5 separate regions of the Homo sapiens genome follow, and regions 1, 3, 4 and 5 are each linked to region 2. A link is a loop called in an ENCODE intact Hi-C map of the cell type or tissue named here. Cell type or tissue: heart right ventricle. All regions are shown on one strand. Region 1 overlaps AQP9 (aquaporin 9). Region 2 holds the start of LOC105370834 (a long non-coding RNA gene). Region 3 overlaps GCOM1 (GCOM1, MYZAP-POLR2M combined locus). Region 4 has its middle 150 kb from the start of POLR2M. Region 5 holds the start of ALDH1A2 (aldehyde dehydrogenase 1 family member A2).

Region 1 (4,000 bases), 450 kb before region 2:
TTAACCCATTAGCTCCCTAATTCATGAATATGTTGACTGAAACCATAGTTTTGTCTTTCAATTTAGGGTTTGGTTGGTACTCAGAATGTAATCTTTGTCGATACTGAAGAAAAGGGTTTTGGTGACACCATTTCATACAGATAGTGCAGCTGAAACCACCCAAATGGGACTATCGTCAAGATGCCGAGTTATTAGTGCTTACCTAGCAAGAATTCCCATCGAGGATGAAATAAACAGGGCAGGAGAGAAGGCTGTTTCAGGGGACAGTCAGCGTTATTCTGGGGGGTGGGGGTGGGGGACAATGGTAGAGAAGTGGTCATTGTTTCCAAACTTTTATGCAGATGCTTTTCCAATTAGATGTCCCATATGGCTAGCAGACAAAACTGGGTGGATTCCACCTCAGGCTTACAAGAACACAGACACTTAGATGCCATCTTTCTGAAGAGAATCCCAAACTGACTGCAAATCCAGAGCTGAGCATGCCACTACATGATGACACTGAGTTCATATTTCTCTGGTTTGTCCTCAGATTGTTCTGTCTTAAAGACTGAGTCAGGCTCTGGATGGTGGATTTCAATGACAAGAACATAGATGAGGCCTCCAATGACAGCACCAACCAAAGGGCCCACTACAGGAATCCACCAGAAGTTGTTTCCAGCTCTGAAATCAAACAAGAAATTAGTGATACATTTCTTGGCCTTCCTCCTGGTATTACTGTCTAGTTTTTCACTCACTTGTTAGTCTTTCTCACACTCATGGTTCCCTCTTAACTCAGCAAGAGCTAAGTATAAGGGGGGCTCAGTGCAGCATGGCAACTGCCATCCTTGACTTTCCACTACACCTGATTTCAGATGATCTATTTAATTGTCCTACTAATATTTGTGAGATATTATGTCTTATTTATTTTCTTTTTATAAAATATAGTGCCTGAGCCCATCGTTAAGATTGAGGGCCCCTAAGAAAGTTCAGGTCAATTATTCAGAATTGCCTTTCCCTCATCCTGAAATAATGATTCCTGTGGATTACAAGCAGAATGTGGAGAGATTCCTGGGCATCATTAGTGTATGAGGACAATCAAACTAATCAATCAGGAAATGTTTTTCAATGAATGAATGAATTTTTAAAAAATCTAAGGTGGATGTGTGAATTGCCTTCTAAATATAATTTAAATCAGTACTTATTTTTTAAGATCTTAGCTTGAGGCTACCCTCTGATAAGGCTGTCATGCCATGGCTCTCTCTCTTCCAGAAATCCTCAATGTTAGTACATTACAGCAAAGCTATAGTTCTGGGGAAAAGCAGGTATCTTTGTGAGTTGTCACCATCTTCTTTGGAGAGAGAAAATCCATGTAAATAATTTCTTAGAAAGGATCAGGAAAGCAAACAAATTATACAGTATATTGTTTAAGGATATATACATTTAAGATAAAAGTATTTTTAAAAAGCAGGGGAATGGAAAACACAAAACTTCAGGATAAATGCAGAGGGGATGGGAGACAAGAGGAGTACCCAGAGGCATGTAAGAATTTCAGTGTTCTAGTTGGATTCTAGAAGGACCCATAGCTTTTCTTTTCATCATTATGCTGAATAACTACACATATGTTCCATGTGGCCTTTTGTATATCTCAAACTTTGATTAGAAAGAACGATAAAGGAAATAAGCAGGACACAAGAACCCTGTCCTAGAATCCAGGAAACTAAGTCTAATCTCAAGATTATCTAGAAGGTCTTTGAGCAAATCAAACCCCCATTCCCCATCGTGAGCTCCATTTCCTTCATCTGCATGGTCCCTTCCACCTGGGGCACCTAAGTGGTCTCCGAAGTCCTCCATTGCCCTTGCAGGGTTGATGGAAGAGCACTGAGCCTGAGCATGGCAGCCACCAGATGTCACTCTTACCACACGGCAGCGAGGATGCTGTACTCGGCCGCCCTCACAGTGCCCTTCCCCAGGCCCCAAATCCAGATGGATTTTTCTAGGGGAGGCACATGGAGGGTGGCTGCCTCTCCCGTTTGGCTGTAAAGACTTGAAGTCTTCTCTAGAGGTCAAAACATGAAGGGAGTATAAGCTACCTGTTGGGTCCATCATTTCCTTTTATGGCAAATTTCTTCCTGTCATTTAGCAGATGAAGGTCCAAGATATCAGCCAGGGTACACGTCCTCTTCACTGGCTGGATGCTTTTTATTTTATCAGATTGGACATGTTGTATCAGGTTCACAAGTCACAAATGGAGGCGCTCAGATGTGGTTACCTGCCTAGCCTAGTCCTATATGCACACAAATAGTGATCATTTGCACACTATGATTCGGGAGATGCCAGGAACATGTGTATGTTAACTGTCTAAAGGACCATCTTTAGGGATTCAATACTTTGGGCCAACTATTTGAAAAATTTAATAATACTCCTGAGAGCTTTCACTGATTAAGTCATTAACAATGTGAATAAGTGGAGAGAAATTTGATGGGAAACATCTTAACATTTAAAGGAAAAACCAAGAGTCTTTGGCCAGGGTCTGTTGACTCTTGCCCTCATCAAACCCTCTGGCATCTCGCTGTACCTGCCATCATTCCACTGCTTGCCGTTCAGGAGTACATGGGGACCTGGGAACAAGGTAGCCTTGTTTTTTTTCTAAGACCTTAGGTGTAGGTCCAAGCTAGGATATCTACTGAGGGATTTCCCTTGAATATAGAACTCTGAGGAAATGAGACACTCTAAGAACACTTTGGAAGCCTGTTGTCCCTCAAAGGTTTTGGGGAGAAATTTTTGGTTGAGGATTACCAGCCAACCCTGCTCTTTCCTAATGGGTTTCTACTTCCCCACTCTCTCCTTTTTCAATCAGTCTTATAGGATGATGCCAGATTAATTTTGCTAAATTGACATTCTAAACCTGCCAAACTTCTGCCCCAAATACTTTGCTACTCCCTATAACCTACAAAACAGGGAGCAGAAGAAAAGCCAAAATTCTCATTCTGGGAGTCCAGGTCCTCTATGATCTGACAACGGCCCTTTCCAACTTTCTTTCTGCACCCTTCCAGCTAGACTAGATCACTTGTGATTTTAACATTGTGTCTTTGAATAACGGTTCTCTCTGCCTGAGATAACCCCTCTGTTGCTTGTTTAAGCATATCCAAATACTATAAATGTTCCCACTTCCACTCCCATAATTCTTAAATTTGGAGCTGTAGACCTCTAAACTCCTGGAGTTAATTAGTCAAATCTCTTTAATGGCACTTGACTGCTTCAACCTTGTGTAAGAGCTTCTGGAATAACCTCTTAAGTAGAATATAAACACAACAGTGAAGGACAGAAACTAGGTCTTATCATCTTTAGTGGAGAGCCTTGAGTAAGATATCAAGTAGCTGCATGAATGAATAAATGACTCCATGGAAGGGAAAAGATCCTGATGCTAGCTAAGGACATGGGACATTAGGTGATTCCAACATTTTCCTTCACGTGAGTTCTCCTAACATATACTTAACAGAGCAAAGGGACATTGGGCAAGATCTCCATCTGTTTTGGAACCACCATGTCTCTTTGACTTTTGAATGAATCACCAAGGAGGTCTCAAAGGGGGTGGAAGAAGAGCTTGGTCTCCAAGACTGAGACTCTGGATGGTGGAATTAAGGGAAACTCATGGGCGAATTCTGGGCTCTGGGAATAAGGAGATCCTTAGGACATATGTTTTTGATGCTCCATTGGAAAGATACAAGAGATCCATCCTAGTTGCGGACATTTTCGTGTTCTAGTTGTGATCATTCTAGGAGAGAATTTCTCAACCACAAACCTATTAACATTTTGGACTGAATAATTCTTTGTTGTGGGAGGTGTGCCGTGTGCATTGTAGGATGCTTAACAGCATTCCTGGCGTCTACCCATTAGATGCCAGTAGCAGCCCCTTCCCTCAGGTCCAGCCGTGACAACCAAAAATGCCCTGGGGAACAGTTGCCCACCTCTGGTTGAGAACTGCTGTTCTAGGAAATTTATTGGATTGTCAATTTCTTGA
Region 2 (4,000 bases):
AAAGACAACACGATTGTATTTTTTAGCGAACCAGATGGGGATTTTTTTCATCAGCTGCACAAAAGAAAGCATGTACTAAAAGTTTCTCCTTTCCAAAACCAAATGAATTTTATCCAAATTGTTAAAGTACCTAGAACCCAAAAAAAGGGGGGACATGAATAAATGAAATTTGCATAAACATTCAAAAGAGCCCAGTGCATCTGAAGGTTGGTCCAAGCTACGATCAGATGGGGAGTTAAGACCAGCAAGGGGTCAACACTATTTATCCTCTGCTGTTCACCATGTTAATTAAAAAGAATTAAATCTGTTTTGAACTCCAATATAAAGTGAAGAAAAAGTTTGCTACAAATGTGAAAAACCACTAATGATACAACACAGTATCTTCTGGAAACTGTGAACAGATTAATTAGAAGATGTAACCTACAGGAAAATCTCCTGTTTACTTGATTAAATCATAAAATTCACAGACTCATGTAATACAGCCAGAGAGGTGGCTTCCTAGCGCAAAGTAGTCATTCAATAAATGTTTATCGGCTTTTCAATGAATATCTAGTCCAGCATTTCTACATTAATAGCTATCACATAAAACTGAATCTCCAGGCAAATACATTTGGGAAACACTGAATTAAATAAAGTTAAGCAGGCTTTTTACTCTAGGACCTCTCAAACCTTTAATAAGCTCAGGTGATTTGGAATTACCATGGGAGAGTGGGTGAAAAGGGGCAGATATTACGCTATATTTCCGAAACCCATCTGATCCCCAAATTCCATTTTTCTCAAGATTTCTGTTTTAAGAGACACATTTTGGAACACGTTGACCAGGTTCAACTCCTTCATTTTAGAAACTGGACAATGCAAATCCCAAGAAGTCAACTGACTTGGCCAAGCACTCAATTTGCTAACAGCAAAGCAAGAATTCTGCCCCACCCCCTCAAGCTGTAACCTCCCCTCCCACCCCCTTCCCCACCACCCAATATATCTTGATTCCTAGCCCAATAGCCCAGGACTTTTCTCCTCAGAGCACTTTTGTTGCTCTCCTGCTAATAGATTTATTTTTACTACAAGTTTAGCCTAAAGGAAATACACTTTTAAAGCCAACAGTGGAGGTAATGCAGCATTACCTGGTGATGTGCCATGAGAATTCTAGCACTGTGTGGTCTCTTTTGAGTATGGATGATCAGTTACCTTTGTGAAGGTGAGCAGGGGCAAGTAGAATTCATGCTTCCATAGCACCCTTCAGTACATTTCCCTATTTTTAACTATTACGGTTTCCCCCTACACTGTTCATTTTAAGAGGTCAAGGAATTAGCTCTACAGTCTATCACATGGTATGTTCATGTTCGTGAACATCCATGGAATGAATGAATGACCAAATGAACCAACCAACAAGCTGTGTCTTGCTTTTAAAGGACTTCTCAGCTCTTTGAAGGAAAGAATGACTAAACCTCAACACCAGAAGATGGAAGAGAAAATGATTTCTGTTTCCAAAGAAGATCCAGGCTGAGATAAAGGGGCTGGGCAGAGGAGACCAGGCCGGATGACCCCAAGCCAACTCACAGGAGGGTATTTACTTTGGCGGTTTCCCAAAAAGAGTAACCAAAATAGAAACAATGTGGTCAGTTAGATAAACGTTTGCAAATTGCTTTGTTTCTTATATTGTCCATACTTTTTAAATCTAGAATTTAGTTGGGAGGGGAGACATAATTGGGATATGTATCTAAAGTCGACAGTAAGTAATTCTTTGGTAAATTACCTTGTTGGGAACGATTACTCTTGGAAGAAACGCTGAGTGCACAATTCAGATCACGCCCTCTAGTGGTGAAAGCTCACATTGGAGCGTGGCCTATGGAAACTCCTGGATGGCCAGTGTCTCTTCTTAGTCTCAGATTGTGCCAATATTAATTTTATTTCAGATTTTTTACTGGAGGAGGAAATTCCTTTTAACATTAATAACTTGCACAACGCCTTCATATATAAATTCTTCTGGCAAGAAATGCGTGGGTCAAATCTGAAGACCTCTTCTGTTTGGGCTCTGGATGTGTCAAGCCAAAAATTCTTGAAAAATAAAGGTGGTTAAAAGCAGTTAGGCCAGATGCAGTGGCTCAGGACCATCATCCCAGCACTTTGGGAGGCTGTGGTGGAAAGATCACTTGAGCCCAGGAGTTCAGCACCAGCCTGCGCAACAGAGCAAAACCCTGTCTCTATCAAAAAAAAAAAAAAAATTAATTACCCTGGTGTGGTAGCTTGTTCCTGCAGTCCCAGCTACTCAGGAGGCTGAGGCAGAAAGATTGCTTGAGCCCAGGAGTTTCAGGATGCAGTGAGCTATGATCACACCATTGCACTCCAGTCTGGGCTGCAAAGCAGAAGACCCTGTATCAAAAAAAAAAAAAAAAAAAAGCATTTAAGAAATGTGTGCATCCTCCTACTAATCTCAATTAAGTGATCATTTTCTAAGGGTAAGTGCATTTTTTTCCTTTCTTTTTAAGAATCAAGATAACATGAAGGGAACAGAGACACACACAAACTCACGAACTCAACCCAGGTATGTGTTTCTGGGATCCAGAGAGGGGGCGGTTCCAAGAGAAGGAATGTGGCAGGACCTCCTGATGAAAAAACCCATCTGGGACTTGAGAAATCTGGATTCAATCCTTGGCTCCATTGCGAGCTCACCGCATAATTAAGGGGGCAGATCAGCTAATCTCTCTGTCCTTCACTTTGTCCTCTTTAAAATGATAGTATCTGGCCTCTCCCCTCTTCTTAGGAATGCCATGTCAGCAGATGCTGGGACTGGAACGTGGGGCCGCAGAGGCCAATTAGCTGTATGCAGCAGGGAGCTGTGCCCAGCCTCTCCTGCCCCAGCCTGTCCCACAAATTAATGACTTTGGTCACACAGGGTCTGCCTGAGAGAGTGTGAATGAATTTCAGACAACTCACAGCTCTTCCTTTCAGATGATGAGGCAAAATAGCATTTCTTTTGTGCAGCACAAATTTTGTTTCATTGCATGAAATTACTATGGCCATCATGAAAAGAAGACATATTTAGGTACATGCAGGAGGGACCTATTACAGAAGAAGCATTGGCCCAAGAGTCAGGAGATCTGGGTTCTGTCCTGGTTGTGACAGCTGGGTGACCTTGGACACATCCACTAATAATAAGTACTGTTTGCCAGGGGCTTACAATATGCTGGGCACCTGAATATGAACTCAGGTACTTGATGTGTCTGGCATGTATACAGTGAGTGCTCACTAATGTTCGCTATTAGTATGATCATCTAATTTAATCTCCTAATAACCTTATGAGATAGGTCTTATTGTTATTCCCACTATGTAGATGGGAAAACTGAGGGTCAGGGAAGTGGCTGCTCTAACGTGCCACCCAGATCCCCTTCAGGAATAAAGAATCTAATCCCCCAGCTGCTGGGAGTGCTGCCAGAGAATGGCCCTCAGCTGTCAGCCCTCTTTGAGGATTGCTTCAGCTGAAGACAGCTGGCTCCCCCGAGGACACCCATCCTTCCAGAGGCAGTCCACAGCCAGTGACGGATCATGCATGGTAGAAAGGCCTGGCTTCCTGTATTCATTTTGTTGAGCTGCCATAACAAATTACCACAAACTGGTTGGTTTAAAACAACAGGCTGGGCGCGGTGGCTCACACCTGTAATCCCAGCACTTTGGGAGGCCGAGGTGGGTGGATCACGAAGTCAGGAGATCAAGACCATCCTGGCTAACACGGTGAAACCCCCTCTCTACTAAAAATACAAAAAAAAAAAAAATTAGCTGGGCACGGTGGCGGGTGCCTGTAGTCCCAGCTACTCGGAAGGCTGAGGCAGGAGAATGTCGTGAACCCAGGAGACAGAGCTTGCAGTGAGCCGAGATCGCGGCACTGTACTCCAGCCTGGGCTGACTGAGCTAGACTCCGTCTCAAAAATAAATACATACATACATACATACATACATACATACATACATACATACATACATAAAACAACAGAAATGTGTTCCC
Region 3 (4,000 bases), 65 kb after region 2:
CAGGGCAAAAGTCAATAAAATAGAAAGCAGACAAGCAATGGAGAAAATCACCAAAGCCAAAAGCTATTTTAATTATTTTTTAAAATCAACAAAAATTGATAACCCACTATCTGGTTAAAGAAGAGAAAGAGAAAGAGAGACAGAGACACAGAGTGGATAAGATAGGGAGAGAAAGAGGGTACAAATAATATCAGAAATTAAAGAGACATTAAAAGTAAACAACTGGGCATCTGTGTAGAAAAAAAGAGTATTGATACCTTTGCTTCACACAAAACCCAAAAATCAACTTAAAATGGATCAACTAAATAAACAAGTAAAAACCATAAAATTCTTAGGGGAAATCACAGGAGAACATATTTGTGACCTTGTAGTAGGCAAATATTTCTCAGGACACAAAAGACAAAAATCATAAAAGAAATAAATGGTTAATTGAAAACCAAAAATAAAAAATCTCTTCAACAGGGCCTGGCATGGTGGCTCATGCCTATAATCCCAGTACTTTGGGAACCCGACATGGGCTGATCACTTGAGCTCAGGAGTTCGAGACCAGCCCGGGCAACGTGGTGAAACCATCTCTACTAAAAATACAAAAATTAGCCGAGCGTGGTGGCATGCACCTGCAGTGCCAGCTACTCAGGAGGCTGAGAGGTAGGAGATAACTTAAGCCCAGGATGTCAAGGCTGCATTGAGCCAAGATTGCACCACTGTACTCCAGCTTGGGTATCTGTGCAAGACCCCATTGCAAAAAAAAAAAAATATATATATATATATATATATCTTCAACAGACATCATTAAGAAAACAAAAAAGTAAGTCACAGGATGGGAGAAAATGTTCATAGCACATACATCTGACAAAGGACTCGAATCCAGAATATATAAAGAACTCTTCCAACTCAATAGTAAGAAAACTAAAAGCTCAATAAAACAACGGACTAAAGATTGGAACAGACACTTCAAAAGATGAAACTTATAAATGGCAAAAAGCATATGAAAAGATTCTCGAAAAGAAGAAAAGATGCTCAGCATCACCAGTTGACAAGGAAATGCACATTAAAACCACATGAGACAGCACTCTATATCCCCTAGCATGGCTCAATTTATTTTCTTTTGTTTTTATTTTTATTTTGGAGCTTTCAAAGCCAGAAAACCTACTAGACAAATTCTAAAAGCTATAACACTGAATGGCTAAATTTAAAAGGTTGGCAATACTAGGTCTGGGTTAGGATATGGAGACACTGGTACACTCAAACTGCTGGAAAATTAAAATACTACAACCCCTTTGAAAAACTGACGGTCTCTTAAAAAGTTAAACTTATACCTCCTTTTACGACCCAGCTATTCCACTACCAGGAATTTACCCAAGAGGAACTAAAACTATCTTCACATAATGAGTTGTACTCTAATGCTCACTGCAGCTTTATTCACAATAGCCCAGAGCTGGAAACAACTCAAATGTATTTTGTCAGCTGAATGAATAAACTGCGATATATTCATACAATGGAATACCACTCTGCAACAAAAGGGAATGCATACAACTTAGATGCGCCTCAAATCATTATGCTGAGTGAAAGAAGCTGGACAGAGAAGAGGGCATGCTATATGATTCCATTTCTAGAAATGCAAATCATACAGTGGATTCCCACTAAATGGAAATCCATAGTGACCAAAAGTGATAAAAAGTGACTCACCATCTACAGAAAAAAAAGATCAAGAATTGCCTAGGGATGAATGGAAAGCTGGGTTGCAAACTGAAACAGAATCTTTGGTGGGGTGATAGAAATTCTCTCTATCTTGATTGTAGTGGTTATTTCATGGGTATAAACACTGTCAAAACTCAGTGGATTATATGCTTAAACAGAAACACTTACTTATGTAAGTTAATAAATAACAGAAACTTATTTATGTAAGTTAATAAATAACTAAGTTGATAAGGTAAAAAATAAAAGATGATGAGAGCCTGAACATGGGCAGTAAGAGGAGAGTTAGAGAGCGTGGGACAGATTTAAGAAAAGTCTTTAAAAATTAAATTAACCGATTTGATACAATAAATCAAGACTATCTCCTTCTTAGTCTTGCAGAATATGACTACAGTGGAACGACAAAGAATAGCCTCAGACTGCTGCCTGGACTGTGCTACAAAAAAGATTGCTTCTGGGATTGAGAAGCAAATTCCATGGTTTTCCTGCTTTCAAACACCACCCCCTTGTGTTTATATGTGTAACGAATACCAACCCAATGGCTTGGGAGGCACATGTGCCTTTCACGAAGGGAGAAAATGTGCAGCACTTCTGGACATTTTTTGGAAATTATGTCACGAATGTTTGGCGGTCACCTCCCCCACCATTCCCCTCAGGCCCAGGGGTGTGGGCAGCTCGGGGGCTGTAGCACATACACTGAATGTGTGTTCCATAAAATGCATGTGGGGAGCCGAGTGCCTGGTGCTGCCGCTCCAACATTACACAGAAAAATTAATAATAGTCGCAAGAATGCATAACAGACACACTGAGAGGCTCAGGTGCTACACAACACACATTAAATGCAGGATGGACAAAACCAAGACATTTGACTCCTTTCCTCTGACTTTTGAATTGAGCTGTAAGTGTAGTATATCCGACAGAGAAAAGTGTAACGAAATCTGTTCAGAGTTTCAGAAAGCTTATGAAGATAAATGCTTGCAATGTTATTTTAAGAACATTTTCTATATTGGAAATGGAGAATATTTCTTCTTCTCCAGAAGTTGAGCTAATAAAAAAAATTGTTTGAAAAAAAGAAAAAGAAAAAAGAATGGGCATATTTTTGTTATCAGGAAGATTTTCTTTTTCACATTTATTTTAGAATCAGAGGGCACATGTGCAGGTTGGTGACAAAGGTATATTGTGGGATGCTGAGGTGTGGGGTATGACTGAGGCCATCACCCAGGTAATAAGCATAGTACCTAGTAGGTGGTTTTTCAGACCTTTTCCCCCTCCCTCTTTCCCGCATCTAGTAATCCCCAGTGTTTATCGTTCCCATGTTTATGTCCCCTGAACACCGCATGTTCTCACTCATCAGCGGGATCAGGAAGATTTTAAATTGGTTGATGAAAATGTAGTCTGACAGGGCCAGGCTAGAGCAAGCTTTTAGGAGTCTGCTGTGTCATTTGGATTTGGGGCAGAGGGAGGAGGGAGTTCAAAATCTAATGAGTTTAAACCCAGGTAAGCACAAATGATGAATCCAGGGACTAAAATAATCCATATTCTCTGTTTTAAAAGAAAAGAAGAAGGGTTCTAGAGTGTCAGCCATGACCTAGGAAAGGGCCTGTCCTTTTCTCCGAGCCCAGGATCAGGTAGAGGGTGTTCCCTTAACTGTCTAGGATCCTAATACGATTTCAACATTTCAACAAAGTTTTCAAACATTAAAAATGGTAATAATCTCAGAGTTGATCTAAGCCTTCTCCCTTTTTTAAAGATGAACTAACCGAGTCCAGGTTGTTGGTGGCATGATTTGCCCAAGGTCATGCACAGATAATGGCAGAATGTGAGTCAGAACCGAAGTCTCCAAAAGGTTGAGTAATTAAGAAAGAATTAACATTTGTCCATCTTTCGCACTGTGCCAAGCACAATTCTAAGTCTTTTGTATCTATTATTTAATCATAAAAAGTTTCTTTCAAGTGGGAGGGATTATCCCTATTTCACAAATGCTGAAACTGATGCTCAGAGGGGTAGAATTACCTGCCCAGAGTTACTCTGCTTGTAAGCAGAGGTGTCAGGGTAAAAACACAAAGCCCTTAGGTATAACTGCAGAGTTACATAACACTAATGGTGCACTAGTAAATTTTTGACAATAAAATCCCTAGGTTAAAAAGCTCTGATTGTGACATATGTCAATTTCTGTGGTGTCAAGACCTCCTCCATAGCTAATTGCAAGCGACCAACATGACATCCCCAAATGGAGACCTGAGAAGTGATGCATGTCTTCCGCTTTCATTAACCAGTATGAAGCAGCTCCAGCACAGTGCTG
Region 4 (4,000 bases), 120 kb before region 2:
CTCATCTTGAATTAGAAATCCAAGGTTCTACACTCGCTCACCTCAACTAGTTTTACTTTTTTCTTTTCTTCCTATCCCATTAAAAGCATTTATGTCAAATAATTTGGTCTTTACCTTTCCTTATCTTTTTTTACTACTAGAGAATATTACCCAGAATATAGATTCTCATCTGTGCCAGCTAACCCTTTGGCATGTTGATTTTTTTTTTTTTAAATAAAACCCTAGCTGGCTTATTCTGCAAACATTGACTGATGACCTGTGTGACAGACATTCTGCTTGGGATCATTAACCCAGTTCTAAGACATAGCTTATAGCCAAACATATAGTTCCTCTGTGATTAAATAACAGTAAAACCGTGAATAATACACAATATTTCCTCCTTGTTGAAGACTATCATAGACTCCTAGGGCATTTCTCAAGGTAAAATCATCCCAAACCCTAGATCACATATGACTGTCACATCTGCCGCAAAATGAGAGGCTGCCACAGATACCTGGGTAGAAATGATTATGAACATTGAGTAGCTGCCTAAATAACTAGAAAACTAGGATTGATTGATAGACATTTGTAAATTTTTCCCCTACACAGTAAAAAATACAAAGGCTACTCCAATCCTGGGGGTTGCCCCAGAAGAGAGGAGCCTTTGGTCAGGTAGAAAACAAAGGAAACATATTCCTGATCTTGGATCTTAATTAGTTGCCTCTAAAGAAGGAGTTAATAGTTGCCACTGACACCAACAGTTGTCTAAGGTATGGAAAACTGTCCCAAAGTTCTTGGGCAGAGGAGTCTAAAATCTTGGGGAAACTTTGGGCCTGAGGACATCTCTAATTTGTTAGTGGGGTAGCAATTTCTATTTGGTCAGAGGGCTGTTGTCACTTGGAGGAGGTGCATGTTTGGCAGAACATCTTGGGTAGGAGGAAGGAGGGGCAATGAAAACAGCTGTGGGGAGACTGCACCAGAGAAGGAGAAAATGTTTTGAAACCACAAGCATCCTACTAACACTTCAAAGACCTCCTTCATGACAATAATACCCTTTGGACATGGAGTGGAAGAAGAGTTAAGCACTCCAGGGTTCAAGTTTCTTGCAAATTTAGAAATGGTGTCAAGAGAAGGGATTCCCTGTCACCCATCGTTTAACCTTATTTGACTCATCCTTCCCCATCTCATAGGGCTTGCGGTTGGAATTACCATTCTGTCATTCACCAAAATCTTAATTATCTTAAATGAACCTTGCAAAGAAAGGCTAGGAAATGGAAAACACTAACGATGTTCAAAATGAAAGTGGAATAGAAAATGTGGACAACTAACTTCATTGGAATGGCATCCCCCAAAATAAAGTCTTACGTGTATTTTCAGCCAAGTGCATTGCTGAAACCCAATCAAACTTGTAATTCGCTATCCAAGATCCAAGAGAATGCAATTCTATGACACAGAGTGGGTCATAGAGACTTCAGTAAGACCACATTAGGCTCCCTACATTGCACAAGGAAGAATGCTGTCATAAATGGGGTAGAACTAATGAAGGCTCCACTTCATTTGTACGCGAGCAGAACTGGGCAACTATAATCCCAGAGATCAAGGCACAAAAATAATGACCCCAAATGAAATGAAAGATCTAACACTAAAAGGAAACGGAAACAATGGGGGGATGATAGTTGTTTAGACTTGAAGAAACCCAGGCGTGATTCCTTCATCCCCCTTCCAGGTGAGGAAAGATTGAACACAGGGAGCATTAGTGCTCAAATTTAGAGTTTCTCTGCTTAAAGGTGATATAAAGCTATTAACTTGCCTAAAGAAAGCAAGCTTTTTCAGTATTTTTAATATTGCTCTTTCATAAAATACAGGTATTTAAAATATAAAATCATTTGTCTTTAGTATTTGAAAATACTAAAAAATACTTTAGTATTTTGATAATACCAAGGGTGGGAAGGAGGGATGGGTATTGAACCTTAGCTGACACAGGGGATAAGAACTATTTGCATAGTAGAGCTGCAGCCTTCAACCACAGATTCCGCGTGTCAGGTTAAGGTAGCTGACTACATTTTTGAGTTCATTTTCTTTGCAGGCTGGTTAATACGCCACGTCAGAGTTCAGCAGCATCCTTCAATGCCAGACCAAGGCATTCCCTCCCCCACCTATTACTAACCACTACATTAAACATTTGTATATGAAGCCAACAGGCCCCTTTTCCTCAAGGCACAAGATTATACTTACAGCCATGGCCCCGGGCAGGGCAGGGCAATGCAGTGGCCTTAAACTTGAAACTAAAATCAGCATACTCTATCCAAGGGTTTCAACTTTGGCCCCATGCCTGGATGGGGAGGTCAGCCACTTACTAGCCACGTAACTTTGGACAAGTTACTTAGTCCCCTGTGAGTCTCTGTTTTCTATATGAAAATGGGAAATAGGAGATTAAAAGGGCAGGAGTGTAAAGCAAAAATCAAGAGACTGCCTCATTGAAGATGCTCAGTTTAGACTGCCCTTTGTGCACCATCACCCCACCTCGGATGTTTGTCCTCATACCTGATCTCTCTCCCTATCTCGCTGTCATGCAATGCAGTAGACCCTCCTCCACCCCACCACACCCCACAGACATGCCTTTGTGGGACTGGTGGTATTTTGTCCCATTGGCAATGTTAGAGGTCTCATCTCATCCCATTAATAAGCAGCCTGATGGCATTTCTTCATCACCTCTCTCCAAAAAGCTTCTGCCATCAATGTCTGGATGAAAACTCACCTGAAAAATAAAGTGCTGCAATGTTGAGGGCCCCATATATGTAGGACAGTGAACACAAATGTGGATGAAGGAGAAAACTTTCCATCAAAATTCCCAACCCAACAAAAAGACGAGGACATGCATGAATGTGCTGTGTAGGCCAGGGGTAAAGACCACAGGCTTCAGACTCAGACTGGCTGGTATGATGCTTGGCTCTGCCACTTGCTTGGTGTGAGCATTTGGACCACTTGATAACACCTCTGTACATTCATTTCCTCCTCTGAAAAATGGGGCAAAATCAAATTATATTTAAATGACCTAATACAAGTCCTTAGCTCCATTTCTGGAAGCTAGTATTCAGTTGGTGCAAAGTTATTATGGTCTTTGCTACTAAAAGTAATGACCAAAACCATGACTACTTTTGCACTAACCTAATAACCGAAGATAGCTGTTATTATAATGATAATACTATTACTGATAACTAAAATTACACAGTATCTCAGTTCAGGCTGCTACCACCAAATACCTTAGACTCGGTAATTTATCAACAATAGAAATGTATTGCTAACAGTTCTGGAGGCTGGGAAATCCAAGATCCAGGTGCCAACAGATTCAGTGTCTGGTGAGAGCTCACCTTCTGCCCCAACTTGTTGCTGTATCCTCACGGGGTGGAAGAGGCAAACAAAATCCTCAAGCTACTTTTATAAGGGCACTAAGAGCGTCCTTAAAAAATCTACAAGGGTGATTATGTCACCTCCCCTAGGCCTCATCTCTTAACACCATCATCTTGGGGGTTAGGTTTCAATGTCTGAATTTGGGAGTGCAAAGATTCAGACCATAGCACACTGTATATGTGGTAAGAGTATAAACAAAATGCCACCTAATTGTGGAGGCTTAATTCTCCCTAGACAGGGCAAGAGCAAGAAGTGGCCCAAAAAAATTTAGAAACAAAGTGGGCCTTGATTTGGGTTTGGAAGGAGGAGGAGAGCTTGGCCAGGTGGAGAAGGTAACAGCATTGAAGGCAGAGGAGGCTCAATGCTGTGACCCTGGACTGCATGTTGGCTCAGTGTTCTCCCAGTGTGATGGATGAGGCTGGAGGGCAGACAGGCAGATTCAGAAGGACCCAAAGACCTGCAGTGCCATGCTAAGAAGACAGCGATTAAAATATTACCCCAAACTAGAGTGTTTGCTTACTATTTGCTAGAATAGAGGCCAGCAATTATACAAACTGAAGGGAAGGCCAAGGTTGCACATGCTAAACACAGACATTGAGGCAGACTTTGG
Region 5 (4,000 bases), 330 kb before region 2:
CCGGGCATGGTGGCTCATGCCTGTAATCCCAGCACTTTGGGAGTCCGAGGAGGGTGGATCAGTTAAGGTCAAGAGTTCGAGACCAGTCTGGCCAACATGGTGAAACTCCATCTCCACTAAAAATACAAAAATTAGCTAGGCATGGTGGTGAGTGCCTGTAATCCTAGCCATTCAGGAGGCAGAAGCAGGAGAATCGCTTGAACCCAGGAGGCAGAGGTTGCAGTGAGCCGTGATCATGCCATTGCACTCCAGCCTTGGTGACAGTCTCAAAAAAACAAAAAAGGGGGCTTGAACAAAAAGTGGCTGCTGTCACGAGCTGAATATAGACAAAATATATATCTTTTTTGGCCAGATACAGTGGCTGACACCTGTAATCCCAGCACTTTGGGAGGCCGAGGTGGGTGAATCATGAGGTCAGGCATTCGAGATCAGCCTGGCTGACATAGGGAAATCCTGTCTCTATCCAAAACACAAAAAATTAGCTGGGTGTGGTGGCAGATGCCTGTAATCCCAGCTACTCGGGAGGCTGAGGCAGGAGAATCGCTGGAACCTGGGAGGCGGAGGTTGCAGTGAGCCGAGATCACACCATTGCACTCCAGCCTGGATGACAGTGCGAGACTCTGTCTCAAAAAAAAAACACAAAAAAACAAAAAAACACCGATGGGGAAAAGCAAAACGAAGTTTAAGATCAAGAGGAGAAAATGTTCTTTAATCAGGCAGTGAAGGAAGTTACTTTCACTTACGGTGGAAGTTGTCAAAAGTGCTCTGTCTTTTGCTCAAATCAACCAACAAAAATTCTTATTAAATAGTTATTATGTGTTCTACGCTGTTTTAGGAACTGAGGAAGGCACAAGGGAGACAGGCTGGAGTGCAAGATCTCCTCTCACTACAACCTCCACCTCCTGGGTTCAAGCGATTCTCCTGCCTTAGCCTCCCGAGTAGTTAGAATTACACGCACCTGCCACCAGGCCCAGCTAATTTTTGTATTTTTAGTAGAGATGGGGTTTCACCATGTTGGTTAGGCTGGTCTTGAACTCCTGACCTCAAGTGATCCACCCGCCTCGGCCTCCCAAACTGCTGGGATTACAGGCATGAGCCACCGTGCCCAGCCTCTATACCTTTTCTATAGTGTTCTTTTTGCTCTTGTTGAAGCCTCCCTTCTCCCTTAAGACCCAGCCAAAGGTCAGCTTTCCCAGGGAGTAGGCGTCCTCCTTGGAGCACTCAGCTCATGTTGTTATGGCTCTTTTTCATGTTTTCCCCACAGCCTCTCATAACTAGTGATAAGTTTTTCCACAGGTATCACTGTTCCCCCTTGCTGGAACCCTCTCTTTCTCCCCAATGAACTCTAAGATTTTACTTTTTTATTTCTCAATTGTATCTCTAACCTTCTAAGGCTTTGATAAAAGTATATCTTATGAGCATACACTGTTATTAAGTCATAATTTTTGGCCATAGAAATTCCCTGAGTACAGATCCCTCGACTGCCCAAGCTAAGGTCTGTAGTTTCTCCATGAAAACGATTCACCCAGGTCACTTTGGGTTCTGAGAGGCTGGAACTTATTTCTATAAACCTAATACTAAAATGAAATATTTTTGTCTGTTTTCACTATTGCTTAGCATCTGAGCGCTGAGCATTAGGCAGTTTTAGTTACTCAAAGTATCTAAGGAAAGATGTTTTCTGGCTGATGCTTAATGTTTTCTTAACGCCCAAGAAATGGGACTCCAGCGGCTCTAAAAATGGCATTTAAGATGAGAATCAGGCCGGGTGCAGTGGCTCATGCCTATAATCCTAGCACTTTGGGAGGCTGAGGTGGTAGGGTCACTTGAGCCCAGTTCAAGATCACAGTGAGCTGTCACGGTGCCACTGCATTCCAGCCTGAGTGAAGGAGTGAGACCCTGTCTCTTCAAACAAAACAAAAAGACGAGAATCACAGTGTTGCTTGGTAGTGTAGAAAAAGCGTTTATCAACACTGTAGGCCCCTGTCAAGCTTACATTTGGAGTGAGGAGTAAGGAAGGGAAGGGACTTATGCAGGTCTTTCCATGCGGCCTTGATTTAGTCCACGGAGTCCAAAGCCCATTCTGAGGCAGGGTCTCTAGGTTCTTGGTTTACACCTGCAGGCCGATCCACAGACTAGAGGGCAGCTTGTTAGACTTTGGAAACACTTAGATTAGGGGGGAGATGGAAACTCAATCCCAAAGGGACAGTAAAATGAGCCTAAGGTCTGGCGGGACGATAGCTCTTAGCGTGTAAGGAACAACAGAAAAACAAAATAGTGTTTCTGTGGGTGTGCTGGGTGAGGAGGGGAAACAGCCGGAAGAGGGGATCCGAGAAGAACTAAAGGAGCCCACGAAGCATGCAGCTCCTCGGAGGAGCCGGGGATGATCACTGCCCATATCCTCCCGCCACAGCGCAAGCCGCCCGGGCGGTCCCGGCCGGCAGAGGGCAGCAACTGGGCGGGCGACGCCTGGCAAGGGCCGCCCCGCGCTGACCCGCTCGCAGGGATCCTCATTCTGAGCCCGAGGCGAGGGGGACTCGCACCCACTGCCACCTCTCCCTGACCCTCTGGCCACCATGCACCTCGGCCCGGCTGAGGGGAGTCGGGGGGTCGGGGGAGAGGGCGTAGCTGCCGAGAGCCTGGCGCCCCTGCCCGGAGGAGGAGAACGGAGGACGCCCTCCCGGGTCTCCGGAAAGGAAGGGGGACGGGGTTCGGTGGGTCCTGGGACGGGGATGGGAGGGAACGTGGGCGAGCTGGGAGCCGCCCTCCGCAGCCTGGACTTTCCTGGCCTTTCTCTACTCCGAAGCAGCACCGGGCCGCTCCGGTCCCCGCCAGCCCCTGCCAGCTCCGCTTCCGGGGGCCACGACCCTCGCTCGACTTCGGCCGCTGTGCGCCTCCCGCCGACTCTGACCCAGGGACCCGGAGACCAAGTCCGGCTGGCCGAGGCCCGCGGGCCGCGGCGCAAGTTCCGCTCCCACCGTCGAGGACTGTGGAGGCGGCGTGGGCTGGTCTCCGCGGCCGGGGGGCGGGAGCGCCGGGCGGACTTGACCGTGGGCGCCAAGCGTCCCGGCCGCGCGGCGCGGGCTTTATGTAAATGGAGGCTGCGCCGGGCGTCCTAGGTAGGATGGACCAGCCCCCCGCGCCTCGGCCCTCACGTCCAATAAGAAGAGCCCCAGCTTGACACCTGCCTATATACAGGCGAGCGCGCCCCCGGGCCGCGGACCGCGCGCACAGCCCGCACTGCCCCACGCCGCGGGCTAGGGACACCCGGCCCGCCACCATGACTTCCAGCAAGATAGAGATGCCCGGCGAGGTGAAGGCCGACCCCGCCGCCCTCATGGCGTCGCTGCACCTCCTGCCGTCGCCCACGCCCAATCTCGAAATTAAGTACACCAAGGTAAGCGGCCGCCCAGCGCCCGTCGTCCACGGAGACTTTCTAGAACCTTCTTCGGTTTCCCCGATCTCTTCAGCGGGTGAGGGCTGCGGGACGGGGCCGGGGTCGTCGGGGCCAGCCTGTCATCCCGGCGCAGCAGAGGGACCCCCTGCCTGTCTTCGGGACTGGGGCGTTTGAAGCCCCGCCGTGGTCTGAGGACGCCTTGGGGACTTAACCCAACCCGAAGCGCAGCGTTGAGGGGCAGCCGTCAACGGCTCCTGCCCCGGACTCTGAGGCTGGTTTCTGTCCGATTCTCCCGGTCCCGACTGCCGCGGGGGAAGGCGTCGGAACCGCTTAGTATCCTCAGATGGAGGCCGGGGTTCCCCGTCAGCTTGGCCACGCAGCCTGGCCGTCGCCTCTCGGTCCTCCGCCTTCCGGGCCCCTCGGCTGTTGGTCCCAATCAGGTCCTCCACAGCCCGGAGGGTGCTGAGGGGCTTTCCCGTAAGGAATTGTCAAGACACCAGCGCTCTGGCCGGTTTGACAAATTTCACGGAAACCTGACTGATAAGTACAGTAACTCCAACGTCAGCGTTTCATGTGAATTTTGTAGGCAGCGGCAGTTTCCCTGGG

Evidence for each region. A loop is a pair of places that touch in the nucleus more often than their neighbours do. Peaks named below come from ENCODE experiments on the same cell type or tissue, not always from the same donor. Only the 100,000 strongest peaks of a DNase experiment are listed, where the experiment ranks them.
Region 1: a loop joins it to region 2, with 7 times the contacts of the local background. A loop is called at or near these places in 23 of 110 quality-filtered maps.
Region 3: it touches region 2 in a loop (7-fold over the local background); 22 of 110 quality-filtered maps call a loop at or near these places.
Region 4: it touches region 2 in a loop (4-fold over the local background); 25 of 110 quality-filtered maps call a loop at or near these places.
Region 5: a loop joins it to region 2, with 5 times the contacts of the local background. A loop is called at or near these places in 27 of 110 quality-filtered maps.

What each region holds. Positions count from the first base shown.
Region 1 is chr15:58,180,621-58,184,620 of GRCh38, reverse strand. AQP9 (aquaporin 9) reads right to left here. Exons shown (of 6, transcript NM_020980.5): 6 at 1-660. The coding sequence ends at 486. Among named protein-coding and RNA genes, the nearest start is that of AQP9, 44 kb to the right of the region's middle. In heart right ventricle, CTCF peaks have their summits at 1,681 and 1,882 (motif pointing right); a DNase peak (open chromatin) is centred at 1,910; H3K27me3 peaks cover 620 bases.
Region 2 is chr15:57,730,532-57,734,531 of GRCh38, reverse strand. It overlaps LOC105370834 (a long non-coding RNA gene), which reads right to left and starts at 2,121. Exons shown (of 6, transcript XR_001751554.3): 1 at 1,754-2,121. In heart right ventricle, a CTCF peak has its summit at 1,827 (motif pointing left); a DNase peak (open chromatin) is centred at 1,822.
Region 3 is chr15:57,665,651-57,669,650 of GRCh38, reverse strand. All of the region lies in intron 10 of GCOM1 (GCOM1, MYZAP-POLR2M combined locus), which reads right to left. The region is part of intron 11 of MYZAP (myocardial zonula adherens protein); the gene reads right to left. It also overlaps the pseudogene LOC124903589. Among named protein-coding and RNA genes, the nearest start is that of POLR2M, 39 kb to the left of the region's middle. In heart right ventricle, a CTCF peak has its summit at 2,208 (motif pointing left); no DNase peak of the experiment used is centred here; H3K4me3 peaks cover 509 bases; H3K27ac peaks cover 2,164 bases.
Region 4 is chr15:57,855,018-57,859,017 of GRCh38, reverse strand. No RefSeq gene overlaps it. Among named protein-coding and RNA genes, the nearest start is that of POLR2M, 150 kb to the right of the region's middle. In heart right ventricle, no CTCF peak of the experiment used is centred here; no DNase peak of the experiment used is centred here.
Region 5 is chr15:58,064,928-58,068,927 of GRCh38, reverse strand. ALDH1A2 (aldehyde dehydrogenase 1 family member A2) reads left to right here and starts at 3,217. Exons shown (of 13, transcript NM_003888.4): 1 at 3,217-3,394. The coding sequence starts at 3,278. ALDH1A2-AS1 (ALDH1A2 antisense RNA 1) reads right to left here and starts at 3,703. Exons shown (of 3, transcript NR_147215.1): 1 at 3,186-3,703; 2 at 1,994-2,113. RefSeq lists a silencer at 2,362-2,551 and enhancers at 3,160-3,679, 3,680-4,000. In heart right ventricle, CTCF peaks have their summits at 2,232 and 2,439 (motif pointing right); DNase peaks (open chromatin) are centred at 2,447, 3,097 and 3,837; H3K4me3 peaks cover 1,838 bases; H3K27ac peaks cover 2,334 bases; H3K27me3 peaks cover 2,313 bases.